Linked DNA regions of Homo sapiens: region 1 is linked to region 2. The links are chromatin contacts, found by Hi-C or POLR2A ChIA-PET in ENCODE. All regions are on one chromosome and are shown on one strand. Each heading gives the region's core, a stretch centred on a gene start or an enhancer-like site at or near the end of the contact. The rest is flanking DNA. Distances are from core to core; before and after follow the strand shown. Region 1 holds the start of BRIP1 (BRCA1 interacting DNA helicase 1). Region 2 holds the start of SRSF1 (serine and arginine rich splicing factor 1).

The links. A loop is a pair of places that touch in the nucleus more often than their neighbours do. ChIA-PET counts read pairs that join two places held with the same protein, here RNA polymerase II (POLR2A). Pooled maps may share reads with other maps.
Region 1: a map of naive thymus-derived CD4-positive, alpha-beta T cell shows a loop between it and region 2 (28-fold over the local background). The contact joins the promoter of BRIP1 here to the promoter of SRSF1 in region 2. A Hi-C loop is called at or near these places in 1 of 168 maps with a recorded cell type or tissue (naive thymus-derived CD4-positive, alpha-beta T cell) and 1 of 50 pooled maps. POLR2A ChIA-PET finds 5 or more read pairs at or near these places in 1 of 52 experiments (Panc1).

The regions. Positions count from the first base shown.
Region 1 is chr17:61,862,167-61,869,305 of GRCh38, forward strand. BRIP1 (BRCA1 interacting DNA helicase 1) reads right to left here and starts at 1,362. Exons shown (of 20, transcript NM_032043.3): 1 at 1,118-1,362. INTS2 (integrator complex subunit 2) reads right to left here. Exons shown (of 25, transcript NM_001351695.2): 22 at 7,107-7,139; 23 at 6,868-6,973; 24 at 5,667-5,843; 25 at 3,201-5,560. The coding sequence ends at 5,391.
Region 2 is chr17:58,002,567-58,009,056 of GRCh38, forward strand. It overlaps SRSF1 (serine and arginine rich splicing factor 1), which reads right to left and starts at 4,680. Exons shown (of 4, transcript NM_006924.5): 1 at 4,378-4,680; 2 at 3,777-3,961; 3 at 3,235-3,407; 4 at 1-3,034. The coding sequence starts at 4,571. The coding sequence ends at 2,840. RefSeq lists enhancers at 2,291-3,490, 3,822-3,871, 4,142-4,191, 4,315-5,033, 4,982-5,031.

The DNA.
Region 1 (7,139 bases), core at 112-2,611, 3.9 Mb after region 2:
ACATATCTTTTTACTTCTCTAGTCTAAGATCCTTACCTGTGATAACCCCTAATTTAATTTAAAGGCTGTTATAAGAAAGAGAATGCCTTGGCACATAGTAGGCACTCAAAAATGTTATTTGAAGATCAGTAGAGTATTATAGAAACAGGATGGGCTTTGGAGTAAGGCAATCCTAAGTTTGAATTCCACTGTGTGAATCACTTAACTTCTCAGAGCTTGTTTCTCCATATATGGAATTGAAATACTACTACTTACCTGACAGGGTTTTTATGAAAATTAGCCAGGGCAGAATGTACCTAACCCAGGATCTGATACAGATGAGGATCACTTTAATCCTCACCTCTTCTAAACCACTTTTCTTAACCTAGGATCCACGGATGTAATTCAGAGACAATGACCTCTTGAAATTGCAAGCATAAGTTTCTGTACATGATTGCATTTTTCTGAAGAAAAAGTCCATAGATTTCTCTTCCCGTAAATATATCTCAAGGAAATCAAAATAGCGGGGGAAATTACATGCACTGTTATTAAATAAGGAATTATTTGCAGTCGTGGGAAAAAATTGTAAATTCAACCTGGGGACGAAGAGATGGTTAAAATAGCAATTCAATAGATTATGAAGCCAATAATAACATTCACCACTGCTTGTGTGCTCCAAAAGAAGAACCATTATTCTAGGGTATTTTCCAGCTCTAACATTTTGCGATTCTATCTGTAAAGCTCTGAGAATGAGGTATGGTGGAATCTAACCTCTTAATATGAATCAACAACTCAACGCTGGCCTAGTTACTCAGATATAATCTAGAAATCAGCCCGTCCTGTACCCCGGCTGTGGCAACAATAGTGTCAAAATGGGGTAGCTTCCCCCAAACATTGCATAAAGGATAAACACACCCCTCTGCCTCCCGCCAAGAATTAACGCAGCGCCCGGGCTAAGAACAGGCCTGCGCTCAAAGGAGGTAAGGATAGGCTCCCTCCTCAGGTTTTCTGCCCCGTATCTCCCTCCTCCCCCAGCCAGTTGAGATCCCCGAGACCCTGGTGATCCAGTCACCACCCATGGGCCCGCAGGCTGTGCAGAAGAACTCAAGCCCTTTCCGTGGACTTCCCTCCGACTTGCCTGTCTGGAGGGAAACCGAAGCAACGCTCTGAGCTCCGATTCACTGAAGAAAAGGAAAGGAAACCGACTTCTGAGAGCAAATAAAGCGGAGCCCTGGAAGAGAAGAAAGGGCACGAGCCCTTCCTCCTCCCTCTTCCTGGGGGTGCTGCTACTTCCCCGGCCTTGTGTGCAGGACTGGGGCCGCCGTTACCTTTCCTCGACCCACCAGACCCCTCAACCACACAACCCGAGACGAATTCCCGCCTCCCGCCCCCTCGACTCCCAGCGCCCAATAGCCCAGCGAGCTCGACCAATCACCCGCCAAGGCCAGGAATCAACCAGTCCCGGTGCGAGGTGAGGGGGCGAGAACTTCGGCATCCAATGGAAGTCTCCGAAAAAAAAAAAAAAAAACAAGGGCTCAAGGTACGCGGCGGAAGGTTGTCGCCACTCCAGCAAATCCCTAGTGTTTGTTTAAAGTAGAAAGTCGTCTCAGTTTGACTTTTGAAACCGGCGATAGAGTCTATGCAGCAAATTCCTTGGAAACTGGAAGTCTCATTCTTCACGTCCGTAGACCAGCGGAAAGGAAGTATCTTTAAGCTTTGCCAAGTTCTTTGAGCATTTATCAGTGCCACTCAATTTAAATTACCCAGCTTTGCAGTAGCCAGGATAGCGAAGACTCAGGCGGGAATTGCCAGACTGCTGAGCCAAACTTAAGTAAGAAGGCTCTGTGACATCGGGCTACAATCTATCTTTCATAATATTCAAGGCTTTCCCGGATGCTAAAATAAGCCAGAGACAAGCTCTCAGGGTCTCCAGTATCAGATCACTTCTACTTCCATTAAGGCTTATCCGCCTTCCATCCCTCCTAAGACCAGTTTATTATTTGCCAGTAGTACTTTAATTTACTCAAAGAAAAGGAGGTTCATCATGATCTTGCCAAATCATGTTATTTTTTTAAAAAATCTGTATAACCTAAACTTGGCTCAAATAATAATGTCTCCAAAAGGCAAAACCTCATACTGTTTCTCAAATTCAAGTAACTAGTTTGGGGAAGGAGTTTGCTGGGAAGAAAGAGCAGGAGGGGGCTAGTTGATTTGTTTGCCTCATTGTCAATTGTGATATATCTTACCAAAAATGACAAAACTTGTAGTCATAAAAATAAACTCTACCCTTTGACCTAGTAATCTGAGCTCCAGATATTTATCCTAAAGACGTAATCTAAACGAAAGAAAATGTGATACCGCAATTGACAATAATATCTATTGGTAATACTGAAAAAAATTATGAACTTCCCAGTCTAGTAATATGGAGGTGGTTATGACAGATGAATTCAATACATTATGAAGCCAATAAACTTATAAAAATTAAACTTGCAAGAAAAAATCCCATATAAGGTTAAGTGAAAAAAGGCAAAGCAAACCCCAAACTGGGTGTTAGGGATTCAGTAATGTGAAAATACATATGAATGAGCAAAGATGAAGTAATTTACTGTTAAGACAATGAAAGGAAGGATAATGTTTAAAAATAAATCCTTAAAAATACCTTCAAATTGTCATTTCTCTTTTATAATTTTTAAAACATCAACTCTTGGCCGGGCGCAGTGGCTCACGCCTGTAATCCCAGCACTTTGGGAGGCCGAGGCAGGCGGATCACCAGGTCAGGAGACCAAGACCATCCTGGCTAACACGGTGAAACCCCGTCTCTACTAAAAATACAAAAAATTAGCCGGGCGTGGTGGCGGGCGCCTGTAGTCCCAGCTACTCGGGAGACTGAGGCAGGAGAATGGCGTGAACCCAGGAGGCGGAGCTTGCAGTGAGCCGAGATGGCGCCACTGCACTCCAGCCTGGGAGACAGAGCGAGACTCCGTCTCAAAAAAAAAAAAAATCAACTCTTTTGAGTAACTGCTCTAGTATAACTACTCTCATTTTCCTCTCCTAAATTACTAAGAGTTTCAACTGGCTCTCACCTTGCATTGCCATTTAATGTATGTGGCATAACAGAAAGGGATACACGTAGGCCCTGGAGCCATACAGACCTCGAATACAGTCCCTTGAACCGTTCCCTTCAGGTTAACTCTAGTGGAATGAAACACAAAAACTACAGGTTCGTTTGATAAAGAATATGAATGTTTATAAACCAATATTCAAAATAGCTGCACACATCTGTTTTCACTTGAATAAAAAAACACATTGTGACAAATTTTATAACCTTAACTTAAAATACATGAATATTAACATTTACTAATATATTTACACATTTTATTTACATCATCAACAAATCTGATGAAAAAGAGCATATGTGATTATTTTAACACAGCAGGTTATGACCAGTCTTTGAATATTGATCCAGGAATGTGCACTGCATTTAATTAGAAAACATACTTTTAACTTTTTCTGAACTCCTAGGGCATATCTATTCACACAAAATATCGCAAGGCCTCAGTTTAAAAAAAAAAGGAGCAGTTGTATTTAATCTTAAGGGACTACAAAACTGCCTTGTTTAAAAATATGAAAATTCTTATGCTATTTTTAAGATACTTTTATTACTTTTATTTTTCACATCAAAATTACTTAATTGAACATTAAGCATCTAATAAAAAGTTATAAATATTCTATCACATGTGATACTATGCACTTCATGATTTGAAACAGCTACAAACTCATTCTCATAGAATATGAGGTAGGGCCAGTAGTAACCCCATTTTACAAAGGAAGAAAATGAGATGTGACTATTTACTAGTGAAAAGGCTAAAGTTAAATTTCATTTCTCAAAAACTACACCTTCTTATTAGCCTAATTTCTTTTACAAGTGAAGCGGTCTGGCCAGGTGCGGTGGCTCACACCTGTAATCCCAGCACTTTGGGAGGCCAAGGTGGGCAGATCACCTGAGGCCAGGAGTTCAAAACCAGTCTGGGCAACATGGCAAACCCCCGTCTTTACTAAAAATACAAAAATACAGGTGGCGCGTGCCTGCAGTCCCAGCTACTCAGGAGGTTGAGGCACGAGAATCCCTTGAACCCAGGTGGCAGAAGTTGCAGTGAGCCAAGATCATCCCACTGCACTCCAGCCTGGGCAACAGGGGAAGACTCCACCTCAGGAAAAAAAAAAAAAAAACACAAGTGAAGAGGTCTGTTTCAAGTGGGGGTGGGGAAGTGTGTGATTGAGGTATATCTCAGAGAGAAAAAAGGGAATTACTTTCTACATTGATAATTTTTTTTTAATGATTAGGGTTTACCTGAATATGTCTGCCTAATCAATGGAAGTTACTGACAGAGGACTGCAAAATCCTTCGGCAAGACAATATTTTCTACACTTTAACTTTTCCTCAGGTTCAAACACTGCATTTTCTTACTCAAAGATCTTCTCAAAGTAAGATATGAATTATAATCCTGATGACAAACCAAGAGCTCTTTAATCCAGTGGGTTTTATTGCTCTACCTTCATTTAATTTGATACATATTTCCCCCCTCTGAGCATTAGGTAAGTTAATAAAGCATTATAAAAATAAATTTAAAACATAAAACTAAATGAGATCTCTCAGGTTCTTCTTTGAACAAAGATGTTTCTGTAAACACTTTTACACCAGTATCTTAAAATTCCAAATTATTCAAGTATCTCTTTAAACATATGGCTTCATATATTAATAAAAATTGAAGCAAATATGTGAAATCTTTAAATCCTCATCTGTATTTCCACAGAAATCATTTACAAAAGCTACTTGCCTTTTTAAAAGTCTTCTCAATACTCTTTCTTGAGAACTAGAATTCCAACTTGCATTACTATTACTTGCACTGCAAATCTTTGAGATTTCTACTTGTGTTTTTAACTCCTATTATTTCCTTAATTCTCCTTTCCCTTTACCCTTTTTTCCTCTCCCATCTTTGCATCTTTGTCACATTCTGTTACAAGCTCACAGTTAAAATAAACACTAGGGCTACCCACAGACTCATTTTTATAAGAAATTAAAGGCATGGCAGTCTTCACTTCAAAAGCTAAATACAAGGCCAAATTCCCTTTCCAATAATGAGTTTCTTACATGTGTTCCCAGTGGAAAAAAAAAAAGCTCAGCTGCTACAATAGAAACATATCAGCAAAGTAGATCCAAAGATGTGCCAATCAGAAACAAGCAAGCATAATTCTCATAAAGTTCTAAACTATACTCATGTTGAATTGAATTGTTTTAGTGATTCCAAGACAATACTTTACTGTTCCCATTCAGTTTAGAGTTGTTACTAATATGCAGATTCATGTTGGGTATATGCAGCAAACAACTTTTTGTTGTTTTAAATTTTGTTTTAAATTCCACTAACACTCATATTTATTATTTCAATTACTGTTCTTTCAATACAGTGACAGAGCTGTACATCAGGATCCATGCTTCCAGTGTCCCTGGATCCATTTTTATAAGATGAATCTTTACAGATTTGAGACCATCCACTTGGTTTCTCCTTTATTTGTTGAAGACCTACAACATAAGGGAAAAAAAACATTAAGGCCAAGAAATTTGGAAAGGAATTTGGCCTTTTTGTTTGAGATATTAAGATAACCCTTGAAAATAAGTTACCACTTACGTGTAATAATTGGATCAATGTCTCTTGTCTGAGTGGCAACATCAGAGGCACAAACTTGCCCTATTTGGATCAGCAAAGACATAATATCCTCATACAATGGAGGAAATGCTCGACAAAAAGAGACCAAACTTGGCAGAGTTGGCATAAAAAAAGCATACCGCTTAGCCTGTGTTAAAACTGTTGGAAAAAAATGAAACAATATTTTAGTTTACAAATATAAATTCAACACAGCTTACACAACATACTAAGGGGAACTATGCTCTGTGCTGGAGATATGAAGTTCTCTAAACACAGCCAACCCGTCTTCAGAAAGCTCACAATCTAGTAGTCTCAGTCTTTATCCAAGATACAAATTATTATGCACAAGTTTTGCAATAAGTACATTACATGCATTATTTCATTGAATTCCTACAATCTTATGAATGACCAAAGTACTATTATGACACTCATTTTATATATGAGAAAACTCTTAAAAAAAGGTTAGAGAGGTTAAGAAACTTGTTAAAGATCACAAGCCAGTTAGTGGTGGGGCTGAGATTGAATTCAGGCAGTGTAAACTCTTAATCACTACAAATAATTATAACAGGATATAAATACGATGAAAAGAAAAACAACAGGGTATTATGGAAATATTATAATGAGAAAGAATACTAAGTTAACTATGCCATTACATTAAGGGTTGCATTATAGTTCATATATTTTAAAGTAGTTTATTTTCAGACCATTTTATTCTACAAACCAGAAGGTGGTTAAAATATCAGAATATGTTTTAGAACTTATGAAGACATCTAATACATTTATCTTTCATTTATACATATGATGATATTTTTCTGGAACTCTGAGCATTTGTAATAAATGAACATTTGTTATCTACTGATACAATTACATTCTGAAAGTGTATTTGTTTTCCATTTATAAAATACAGAAAGCTTATATTTACAAATCTATATATACTCATTCACAAAATGAAAAATACAATTTGCCTACCTATTCATTCCCACTACACTATAAATCACATTTGTAAACAGAAGTTTCCAAAAGAAGAATTCAAAAGACGGCATAAGTTAAACTAGTATTTAACACATATTGTATCATACTGTCTCAGAGTGACAGAAAAAACATATTGCATCACTAAATGCAGAAAATATAGGAACTATAATAATTTATGTCAGATGTTTGTTGATGTTGATTGGCTACATACCTGTTAACAAAGTTCCCATGACATTGACAGCTAAACGAGCCACACTAAGTGACTTTGGTAATGCATATTGTATACACAAGTGAGAAAGCAACTGGATAGCAAATATCTGCAATACAAAATCCAGTTATTACATGTTTCTCAAGAATATCTTTAGGTATTAAAAATTATAAAATGTTTTGTATAACTAGTAAGACTGGAGAGAGAGATCAATTGTCCTAAAGCTCCAAAATGCTCATTACCTGTTTCTCAAGTTCTGGCTGTGCAATAAGCTC
Region 2 (6,490 bases), core at 3,430-5,929:
CAAAGTTTTTGGTACAAAATAATCTTATGGTTGGAGAAGGGCTTATAAGGCAAAATTCTAAATGCCCAGCTTTTTATTAACAATGATTCATCCAAAGAAGCAGTTAATCTTGTGCACTCTTCCCTTTCAAAAAAGAAATGAGACTTGGGTTAAAAGTTCTACAGGCTGAGCATGGTGGCTCACACCTGTAATCCTAACACTTTGGGAGGCCAAGGCAGGCAGATCACTTGAGGCCAGGAGTTTTGGGACCAGCCTGGGTAACACAGAGAAACCACATCTCTACTAAAAATACAAAATTAGCCGGGCAAGGGTGGCACACACTTGTAGTCTCAGCTACTTGGGAGACTGAGGCACGAGAATCACTCAAATCCAGGGGTGGAGGTTGCAGTGAGCCTAGATCACACCACTGCCCTCCAGTCTGGAGAACAGAGCGAGACTCTGTCTCAAAAACAAAAAACAGTTCTAATACATCTGTGCTGATGTTAACATTTAATACTTACCTTTTTTTGAGATGAGTTTCATTGAGAATATCAAAAGCTATCTCCAAGTGAACATTAGTAGCCATCAACCAATTTTGCACAAAAGCCTATGTTGTCTATGACCACCAGAAAATAAGCAGCATCTATAGTTTTTTAACCACTTTATAACAAAGTAGAGAAGCTTATCTTTCAGATGCTAGATCCATCCCCCACCGTCATTTACCAAGTTACATACACAAATGCCTTATTCTCCCCTTTTGCTTTCCCCTGAAGACTTTTACAATTAACAATAAAAGATGGCTAATACCATTAGATTGCCTTTTAAGAACTTTTAATTTGCTAACACATTAACACAAGAGTCAAAATCTTATCTTACTTAACAATTTAAAGATTAACTGATAGACCCAGTTAGAATCTTACATGAAGAGGAAAAAGGACAACCATGCATAGTTTTTTAAAAAATGTTTATTTTTTCAAAGAAAACGGCAATAGCCAATTGGAAACCTACTTATTCTTCAACTCCAATTTTGTTTTCTTTAAATTTAGAAGTGACTTACTGATTTACTATTTTAAACAAACCCCCCCTTTCCCCTTTAAATGTTTACCATCTACTCGTGCTGAATCCTTCCAAGGAGATTGCTCCAGCGTTTATCTCCAGGTCCTCGCTTTGCTCCTTTTACCAAAAAACGCAAAACACAATTCCATCGTGCATCTTAAGGGCTCCAATCGTCAAAAATAGGAAAAAAAAAATCTTTGGAATAGCCAATTAAGTTGAATAAAAAAATCCACACGAATGCGGTTTGGTTGGGGCAGGAATCCACTCCTATGTTCCTGGTAATCTGATCCCGCTCCATGAATCCTGGTAATTCATCCTCCCTATCCTATCCACATTATGATTTGAATCCAATGATCCAGCTCCAAGGATTGGGATCCAGTGAGCCCTCTCCAATCCAAACCTTTATAACCAGCAAAACCAAAAAAGAGGAGGCAAAATGTTAGATACTGTAATCAAAAAAGGTTTCTGGGGAATGATGAGTTATGTCTGTCATCAGTTTAACAGATGCACATCAATAACTATCAAATTCCCCAAAACAAGTTTCTGAATGGTGTTCAGATAAATTTTAGAAACTTAATCATCATAGAGACTAATTGGAAGAAGCATTTTGTATTTACAGTTCAACTGATAATGCCAACACTTGTTACTGTACAGCGTATTACAGGTTTCGTGGTTGCAAGAAGTTACGTAATTTAAGTTTACTGGCATTGCTACCCACCTAAGTCTAAAACTAAATCTAATGCTCCCATTTGCAATTTAATTTGTAAATTAAAGTCTTTTAAACATATGAACCAATTATGAATATTAGTTTAAAGGGGAAGGTGAGACTTAAAAGTATTCCCAACTAGATTATCTACACCAATACATTGGAACTCTATATTTTGCTTTCATTTTGTCTTAAAAAAATGAAATAGCAACGCTCTATCAGTCACACAGAGGACATGCAGATTTAGCAGTATTGATATTATACTCTATCTTGTTGGATTTAAAAACACCCTGTACCCACATGTACACCAACAGCAGGTCACACATTAACAGTTGTAACTAAGCACTGTGACAAATTAGCCAGTTCTTCCCACATTAGTCCCTATTAAAACAAAAATGGGGGGAAGGGAGCAAAATAAGTTGCTACAAAATGGGCAATATAATTTTGCCACAATTGCCAAGGTTTAAAAAGCAAAGCAATTGTAGCTAAAGACAACTGAATAAAATGTTTGCAAGTGTTTTAAGGAAAATGTATATAATCATTTTTAACCCCTGCCTTTTAGTATAAGGTCAATACTGCCAATTTCATCTGTGACAATAGCACTTGGAGTCATACCATTGCCTCCATTATTGATCTGATCCTCCTCAATCCTCCTTTTGACAATCCTAAAATGATTGAAATGTGCTCCACAATCCTTAATCCAAAGCATTCTTAATCCATCTCTTCAGATATGTCTACAGAAAGACACATGAAAAGCAAGATAAACATAAGAACTTCCCCAGGTAAGATAACCACAAACACCCCCAACATCCCAGTTCACACAAACCAGGGCAGATAGACATTTACACAATATCACAGTCTGAAGAGTATGGAGTTAACTAAATTTAAACAATCCTGTCTATGACATCACTTAAAATACAATTTATCAAAGACACGAAGGGAATGTAGATGTTAGGAGCAAGGGGATATTACAAGAATGCAATTCAACACTTTAGCCCATTCTGAACAAAACAGTTTGAATTAAAAAATGAAAAGATTGTACTGAATAAAGGAAAACTGTATACAACATGGGTTCTACAAAAAGTGTCACCAATCATCTTATGTACGAGAGCGAGATCTGCTATGACGGGGAGAATAGCGTGGTGATCCTCTGCTTCTCCTTGGGGAGTAACTGCGACTCCTGCTGTTGCTTCTGCTACGGCTTCTGCTACGACTACGGCTTCGAGATCGAGATCTTCCATAACTTGGACTTCTGGGCCCATCAACTTTAACCCGGATGTAGGCAGTTTCTCCCTATTGGATAGACAGAACTTTCCATTGAAAGATCTAAGCTTTCATCTATCTTCAGACATGCTGAATGAATACAATGTAACTAAAACCAGAAATCTGGCAATTTACTTGGACAACCTTGCCTGAATCCTTACCTTGAAATTCCACTGTTAAGACCACTGTATCCAATTCTGGTCAAAGAAAAGAATACGTGTATAACCTACCTCATGAGATCTAAACTTAGTGTTATCCAGTTTTCGAACTGCATAGGTCATATCTTCTTTCCGTACAAACTCCACGACACCAGTGCCATCTCGGTAAACATCAGCATAACATACATCACCTGCTTCACGCATGTGATCCTTTAAATCCTGCCAACTTCCACTTGGAGGCAGTCCTGAAAAAGTGATTTTTTTTTTCTTAGTACCAATTATCTTAAATTTCACGTTAAGCTGGTAAGGTACATTAGGACAAAGAGTACTTTAAAGTACTTAATAGGTGTACTTAAGTGATACCAGGTAAAGAGAGCTGGTAAGATTCTGGAATCCAGAGTCCAAAATTATTTGTAACGATCTTCGTATCTAGTACCGCAACCTAATTTGGTAAATCACCACAGCAGCAATCCTCGTTTATTAAATTCACCCAAAAACTAAAGCAATTTAAGACCTAGCATGAAAAATTTGCAATTATTAAACCTGTCACGCAAGAGAAAAATTTTAGGTAGTTTTCGTCCCTTCACATCAATCCACACAACCAGTACACTCACCAGAGACAACCACTCTGTTTTCAGACCGCCTGGATGGGGGGCCATAGCGACCTCGGGGAGCTCCGCCACCTCCACCCCCGCCGCCGCCTCGGCCTGTTCCACGGCCGCTTCGAGGAAACTCCACCCGCAGACGGTACCCATCGTAATCATAGCCGTCGCGACCATACACCGCGTCTTCCGCGTCTCTGCGGGATCGCAGAAAGTAAAAGGGATGAGAAACACCAGGAGGAGAAGCTCGCTCAGTTGGGAACCAGCAAACCCCCCGCACATGCGCACCCAACGTGGAAGAGCCCACATGCGCCGCATAATAGGAATGGCCCCTCCCCCACCCAGAAACACGCCAGGCTCCCAACCACTACACCAGCCCTCAGCGCCTCAGTTTCCCGCTCCAGCCTGCGAATGGGCTCCGGGGACGTCCAAGGCGAGGCGCCAGAGAAGCCACATCAACTCAGCTCCTTACTCGACTCCTGCATGGGCGATACAGTCTCGCCCCAACCTCTCTAAGAGCCCCCGCTTCCCCGTTCTCTATGTTAAGGCCTTGGAGCCTTCCCCAACTACTCGGACCTATTTCCTCAAGGCTGCAAGCCCCATGCCGCCTCACCGCGGGTCCTCGAACTCAACGAAGGCGAAGGGCGGTCCCCCGCGGCGATTCTTGAGGTCGATGTCGCGGATAGCGCCGTATTTGTAGAACACGTCCTCAATGTCCTTGGTTCGGATGTCTGGAGGTAAGTTACCCACGTAGATGCGGCAATCGTTGTTCCCTGCGGGGCCACGAATCACACCACCTCCCGACATGGCGGTGACGAAAAGCGCGGACTCGAGAACAGGCCTTCCCACCAAGCCTAGCGCACGGCAGAGCGAGCCCGCAGCGGCACCACGTCTCCCGCGGCCCCTCCAAAATGGCGCCTTTATCAGCTCGGCGCACGGATATGGGGGGGAGACAGAGGAAGAGAAGCGGAAGGAAACAGCGATTCGATCCCAACACGCACGCGCGGGAGCGCAACGGGTGCTGCGAGGGCTACGTTCAGCGCACGCGCACGCACGCGCGACGTCACCCTCCCCACGAAGGGGGTAAAAAAGTCCCCCGCGTTCCCAGCTTGGGGTGGTTTGCGAACAGAGTGACCAGCCGTTTGGTAAAAGTTAAATAACGAACTTTCGTTAAAGGAGCTAGTCATCCAGGTCGGGTCTTGAAGGATGGTCGATTTCTCCAGGAATGAGGATCTTTGAAAGCAACTCGGCGCCTTCAAAGCACTTGGTGAAACCTAGCCTAAAGCGTTGTCCCACCATGCTCTGCGGCGATAACGGCCTTTGGCGGGAAAGAGTCTCGGAGGCGGGGCCAAAGGGGGACGGCCCGGGCGGTTGCTCCGGAAACCCGGGTATCTTCGTAGGGTGCGTCTAATCCAGAGCTGAGTTGCGGGTGATTGAACGGAGAGCTGGGGCGTTGGTTTGTCTTCCCGCCCCTGCTGCGAATAGACCGTGGCTGCTTAGACAGATGTGTCTAATTTAGCGAAACCGATTTAGATTCCTTAATCCTCTTCATTAAGTACCGTTCCGCCTTCTCGTCAGAACTTTGCATAGCTCGGGTCAGCACTCCTAGTGCTAGTCGCAGTGGGTCCGTATCCCGACCGGCAACGTGGTACCCGCCAACCAGAAGGGGTAACACCGTACCGCCTATGGGACCCACACCTTTTTATCTCTTGTTAGTCGCCTGTCCGTGGGACTAGCGCAGAATGCCTGCAGAATGAATCGTTTCTGTTGTTTCCTTTCAAAGAACGAGAAGGAAGAAAGGGTGCGTGTGTGCAGTCCTTTTTTCAAAAGTTTTCCCTAAAAGTTACTGATACACCAGGTTTTGAAAATACCGGTCCTCTCAGGTAATAAAATGGAGCAAAATGGATGTGAGAACCGTAACCACTAGATACCGCGGTTGCTATTCAGGACTGTGATCCTGTTTGCCTGCGGCATTGGGAGATAACATTTTACATTTTTTTTCGACGTCTGAAATCTGGATTTTTATGTGAAATCCTGGGATTTTTAAACGTCGCTAATGAATTAAAATTCAAATCAGGCTGGGCGCGGTGGCTCACGCCAGCACTTTGGGAGGCCGAGGCGGTTGGATCACTTGAGGTCAGGAATTCGAGACCAGCCTGGCCAACATGGTGAAATCCCGTCTCTACTGAAAAAACAAAAAATTAGCCGGGCTTGGTGGCAGGCGCCTGTAATCCACTCTACGCGGGAGGCTGAGGCAGGAGAATCGCTAGAACCCTGGAGGCGGAGGTTGCAGTGAGCTGAGATGGCGCCATTGCACTGCAGCCTGGGCTACAGAGTGAGACTCCTCCAAAAAAAAAAAAAAGGAGGGGGAAACAACAACAAATTAAAATCAAACCCTGCAGTCATAAATTTGCCATAACAGATCTACACACTGAATTTAAGGGATAATTTTCTTCATGTTATTTATTTACAGTAGTCCCTTTCCGCAAGGATGTGAGGCAACTTACAGAGATACCATAAAACATGAAAACTAGATGAGGCTGGGCGTGGTGGCTCACTCCTGTAATCCCAGCACTTTGGGAGGCCGAGGCGGGCGGATCACCTGAGGTCAGGAGTCGGAGACCAACATGTCGAAACCCGTATCTTCTAAAAATACAAAACATTAGCTGGGTATGGTGGCGCGTGCCTGTAATCCCAGCTACTCGGTAGGGTGAGACAGGACAATC